Regions from separate parts of the Homo sapiens genome. Here region 1 is linked to region 2. A link is a contact called in ENCODE Hi-C or POLR2A ChIA-PET data. All regions are on one chromosome and are shown on one strand. The core of a region is the stretch at or near the end of the contact, and the rest is flanking DNA. Distances in the headings are between cores, read along the strand shown.

The links. A loop is a pair of places that touch in the nucleus more often than their neighbours do. ChIA-PET counts read pairs that join two places held with the same protein, here RNA polymerase II (POLR2A). Pooled maps may share reads with other maps.
Region 1: a pooled map shows a loop between it and region 2 (7-fold over the local background). The contact joins the enhancer-like site here to the promoter of PUS7 in region 2. A Hi-C loop is called at or near these places in 1 of 37 single-sample maps with no recorded cell type and 4 of 50 pooled maps. POLR2A ChIA-PET finds 5 or more read pairs at or near these places in 4 of 52 experiments (GM12878, H1, activated T-cell and 1 more).

Annotation. Positions count from the first base shown.
Region 1 is chr7:105,303,321-105,306,020 of GRCh38, forward strand. The region is part of intron 2 of SRPK2 (SRSF protein kinase 2); the gene reads right to left. Among named protein-coding and RNA genes, the nearest start is that of SRPK2, 84 kb to the right of the region's middle. Within about 2 kb of position 1,336, at least 6 of the 41 ENCODE cell types and tissues checked have a DNase peak (open chromatin) inside an H3K27ac peak, as active enhancers do; they include GM12878, where a contact is called at or near this core.
Region 2 is chr7:105,520,941-105,523,640 of GRCh38, forward strand. PUS7 (pseudouridine synthase 7) reads right to left here and starts at 1,331. Exons shown (of 16, transcript NM_019042.5): 1 at 1,112-1,331. RefSeq lists enhancers at 158-812, 2,096-2,596 and silencers at 355-500, 710-1,459.

The DNA.
Region 1 (2,700 bases), core at 86-2,585, 220 kb before region 2:
GGAGCTGGGGGAGGGACAGCATTAGGAGAAACACCTAATGTAAATGATGAGTTAATGGGTGCAGCAAACCAACATGGCACATACATACATATGTAACAAACCTGCACGTTGTGCACATGTACCCTAGAACTTAAAGTATAATTAAAAAAAAAATGACCTGAGTAAAAAGTAATTAACATTTAATTAGGGGTGGCATTAAATCCACAAGATTTATGGAAATAAAAGGGAAGAGCTCTTAATTTTCATATTCTTATATGAAAATTAATTCATATTACTAAAAGAAAATTAAGGAGGTTATGGCTGATGTCCATCCTGGCAGCATTATACACTGAAAAAAAACCCAGAAAACTGGGATTTGAATCTTGACTCTTTAGTATCTCTGATCCCTTAAATCAAGTCTCATCTTTCGTAAACCTGTTTCTTCATCTATAAAATGATGTCAAAGTAATAACTCAATTCGTACAGTTTAATGGTTACATAGTAAAAAAACAAAACACACGAATATGTGGCAGAGGGTCAAACTATGTGAAAAGCTAGTGAAAACGTTTGGAAGAAATTTTCACCAAGTGATAAAGAGCAGTTACAACCTGTTCACTGTTTTGGATCTTTTGTTAACAGCTGAAAAAAACAGAAATATTTTGAGAAAATCGGTAGAGTTGACTTCAAAAGTTTTCATTACGACCTGAAAACATGAAATTTGCAATGGTATACTTTGCTGTACTACAAACCCAAGAAAACATCCATCTCAAAATCACAAGTGAGGACAATGTTAACTTGTTTATTTGATCTCAATGGCACTGCTAATGTAGCACAAGACCAAGAGTCAATTGGACCCATTGTTCAAGACTGCTGAATGTTAACAAGGAGTTAACTGTGGCTTAGAAACTAGTTTCATCATCCTATTTTGGCTCACAGTCCATGAGTCAAAAACAATAAACCAAAAGCTCTAACAACCCAGATTGCCTATCCAGGTTATTCACCAAACTCGGCACTTAATGACTTTTAGCTGGTTCCAAAAATTGATTCTAACATCAAAGGATAAAGATTTATGACCAATGAACATATTCAAATCCTAAAGAAGACCTTGGGGTACAATGGCAGCATTGTTGGGGTAAGTACACTACACACCATTTGGAAGCCAGATTCATTTCAATTTGAAACTAGTAACTGTATTTATAAATAAGTCTCAGACCATAAACCACAGAAAGTGCACAGCAGTGCCACCTTAAATCCTTTTTGGAACAAGGCAGGCTATGCATGTATGCATACTAAAGTAAACAGAGTTGTCTTGCCCAAAGACTTGCCCTGATTTTGTCTTAACTGTTCATTTCCCATTAGACAGTATCCCGAGCCTTACTTAGATGACTCAAAGAAAAACTGATAAACTGAAAAACAAAATATTTGGTCCACCTTTCCGTTTTAGTATCATGACTACAGGAATCTTGAAACAGATGATATATAGACAATCCACTGTGAAAACCGCAGGGCTGCCCTGGCCCCGGGCTACAATCACTGATTGATACATGCTGCCTACAGATGCCCTCAGACTAGGGACACCCTCTTCACTAAAAGAAAGACTAAAAGCCTTCTTAGCCTAAATAGAAGTCAAAAAGCATACAGCTTTAAAACCAAACTATTACACAGCTAAATATCCTGACCTAACAAAGATAAAAACTATCCTCTAGTCTAAACTTTAGAAGCATCTAGAACCACAGCAATAAATATTATTCAAAATACTTTAGGTCAAGTTCATATTTTCATAGGTTTCCATGTTTTCTGGGATTTCTAAAATCTTGGAGACAACAGAGGATGATTATTTAACAAAAATCCTGTTGCCAGCCAGGCGCTGTGGCTCATGCCTGTAATCCCAGCACTTTGGGAGACTGAGGCAGGCAGATCACCTGAAGTCAAGAGTTCAAGGCCAGCCTGACCCACATAGTGAAACCCTATCTCCACTAAAAACACAAAATTAGCCGGGTATTTTTACAGGTGGTGGGCACCTGTAATCCCAGCTACTGGGGAGGCTGAGGCAGGAGAATCTCTTGAACCCAAGAGGCAGAGGTTGCAGTGAGCCGAGACTGTGCCACACAGTCTCGCACAATAGAGCGAGACTCTGTCACAAAAAAAATTTTCTGCTGCCTACTAGTTTATTATAACAGTATACAAAAGACCAAGGAAATTGTAGAGAAATAACTTTATTTAAATGCATCTGACAGATAAATCTATGTTCGCTTCTTCATTCCTGTGTTACTTTAATTCTTCTGTGTAATTTTGGGGAGAGTCAGTGTTGAATTACCCAACAGGAAAAAAATGAAGCACACTGTTGGAGAGGAAAACACTCTTTCCCTACCCTCTTAGATTCAGTGGCTGGGGTCCCTGAATTTAACAGATAAAAGATTAACAGGAGGGGGAAAAAAAGCAGTTTACCTATGCATGCAATGTGCATACACAAAGGAGAACTCAGTGTTAACTCAAAAGGGTGATTAAAATTTGGGTTTACACACCATCTTAACAAAGGGTGATAAAGTACGGGGAAAAGGCTAGACTGAGGAAAACAAGTTCTGGACTTTGAGGGAGGTACAAATCATGGGAAGATAACTAGAAATGTATAATAAATAGGGGTTCTTTAGTACGGAACACTTTCAGAAATGTAAATGGATAGCCTGCTTTTAGACAGAAAGGTGGAGGGCAGGAAACTAA
Region 2 (2,700 bases), core at 81-2,580:
AAGGCTGCAGTGAGCGATGATCACGCAACTGCACTCCAGCCTGGGCAACAAGAGCAAAATTCTGTCTCAAAAAAATTAAAAAAATAAAAATAAAAAAACCAAAAACATGTTCACAAGGAGTTGTTAAGTACGTACTGTTGGCTACTTTCCTAATGTTTGAACCTAACAATTGCCTAACCAACCCCTTTTCAATAGTGTTGTACAGTCTGATTTTCGACAGATCCCTCAATAGTCGAGGCTCCCCCAGGCCAATGGGGCATAGTCATTTCATAGATGATTAGAGGCTTGGGGATGGGGGGGAGGGAACCTTAGTAACCCTTTATTTTTGGAATGGAAAAAAAAAGTAGTCTGACGGGACCAAATATTTTAAAAACTAAACTCTTTGCCAACCCTACTCGGCAGGCAACGAAGGTGTGCTTCTAAACACCTCTGCGCAGGGCTGACGAGGAGGACTCGAATTTCAGCTTGCACAGCAGCACCTCCATCCACTCGTTAAGCATTCACCCAGCTTGAGGGCTGGAGAAAGCACTCTGAGTCTGCAGCCCGTCCACTCCTACTCTGGGAAATGCATACAAAGCAAGCAGTCCCCAGAGCCCGCGTGGCGCCTAGTAGGCTCCCAGTGAGCGGCGACGCAGGACACAGGGGTGGAACACGTGGGCTGGACCCACAGAAGGCAGGCGCGGCGAAGCAGTGGCACCGTGAAGGGCTTCAGGGCCAGTGTTCCTCTGACGGAGGGACAAGAGTTTAGGGAGCGTCCGGGGCAAAGAAAGGGAGGAGTGGGAAGGGGGCCCCCGGGGGACAGCGCCGCGCGGGGAGGAGGGGAGCGCTCGGGCGCGGCGCCTCCGGACGACTGGCCGGGCAGAGCGGAGCGGGGAGCGGGGAGCGGAGAGCGGCGCCTGCACCGCCGAAGCGCAGGACCCACTGGGTTCCAACCGTGCTCCCGCTGGCACGATCCATAATGGAGGCGCCGCGGGCTCTGACCACTGCGGGGCCGCCTTCCCAGTCCGCCTTCCCAGTCCGCACTGCCTCTTGGGGCGGGGCCCTGGGGCTGGGGCTGGGGCCAGGGCCAGGCCGAGGAGCCCCGGCGGCCGCGGGGAGGCCGCGCACTTACCCGGAGCCTGGGAGCGCGGGCGCGGCGTGAGCTGGGCGGCGAGGTGGCCAGCGCTCTGGTTGGGACGCAAGAGAGCGGCGAAGGCCACTTGGATGAGCCAGCGGCTAGGGCGGCCAGGCAAAAGCAGCGCTTTCCGCGCGGAGGACCAGATGCGCTCCAGCCGACTCACCGGCGGCCGGGCTCGCACACGTGCGGCGCAGCGACGCGCCGCGGCCCGACTGGACCCGCCCCGGGGGCGGAGTCCGCTCCCTGCCGCCGGCCCCGCCCCCGGCCCACCCACTCGGAGCGGCCTGCAAGCCAGGGAGCGCCCCAACGCGGACTCCCAGCCTACGCGCGTTCACCCTGGACCTTCCTCGCGACCGCGCCTGAGTCGCACCAGCGGCAGAGAGCGATTTCACCAAGCATCTAAGAGTTCTTTAGATCTTTAGGAAGTCTAAGGCAGCGATTGCCTCCTTTGGTGTTATATTCTAAGTGTTTCCTTCACATAGTTGTGGCCCTTTCACGTTGCACCGACCACGCAGTTGACAATAATGGAAAGAGAATCACTTTAGGGACTAAATATTGTTCTACATTTGATCCTGGGAATGTAGTGGATCTAAAAGCACCATCTTCCTACTTCTTACCGCTCTGGCTTGATGGCTTGCCATAGGATCTGCTTCAAGAAACCGGATCATAGGTTTTTTTTGTTTTGGTTTGGTTTGGTTTTGACAGAGTCTCGCTCTGTCGCACAGGCTGGAGTGCGGTGGCGTGAACACAGTTCACTGCAGCCTCGACCTCCCAGGCTCAAGCAATCCTCCCACTTCAGTATCCCAAGTAGCTGGGACTACAGGTGCATCCCACCGCACCCAGGCTAATTTTTTTGGGGGTGGGGGGTAGAGACAAGATTTCACTATGTTGCCCAGGCTCTAATAGTTTTTTTGCTTTTTGTTTGTTTGTTTGTTTTTTGAGACGGAGTCTTGCTCTGTCGCCCAGGCTGGAGTGCAATGGCGCGATCGCTGCTCACCGCAACCTCCGCCACCCGGGTTCAAGCGATTCTCCTGCCTCAGCCTCCCGAGTAGCTGGGATTACTGGCGCACGCCACCATGCCCGGCTTATTTTTTGTATTTTTAGTAGAGTACGGGGTTTCACTATGTTGGCCAGGCTGGTCTCGAACTCTTGACTTCGTGATCCGCCCGCCTCCGCCTCTGTGTTGAGATTACAGGCGTGAGCCACCGCTCCCAGCCTCTAATAGTTTTTCCGTTTTGTTTTATTTTGTTTGAGAGAGAGTCTCACTCTGTTGCAGGGTTCAAGCGATTCTCCTGCATCAGCCTCCCGAGTAGCTGGGCCTACGAGTGCTTGACATCATGCCAGACTAATTTTTTTGACGGGGTTTTTGCCTGTTGGCCTTGAACTCCTGACCTCAAGTGATTTGCCTGCCTAGGCCTCCCAAAGTACTGGGATTATAGGCATGAGCCACCATGCCCTGCCCAATTTGTTTTTTTGTTTTGTTTTTTACACAATGAAATATACTATTACCGGCCGGGCGCAGTGGCTCACGCCTGTAATCCCAGCACTTTGGGAGGCCGAGGTGGGCGGATCATGAGGTCAGG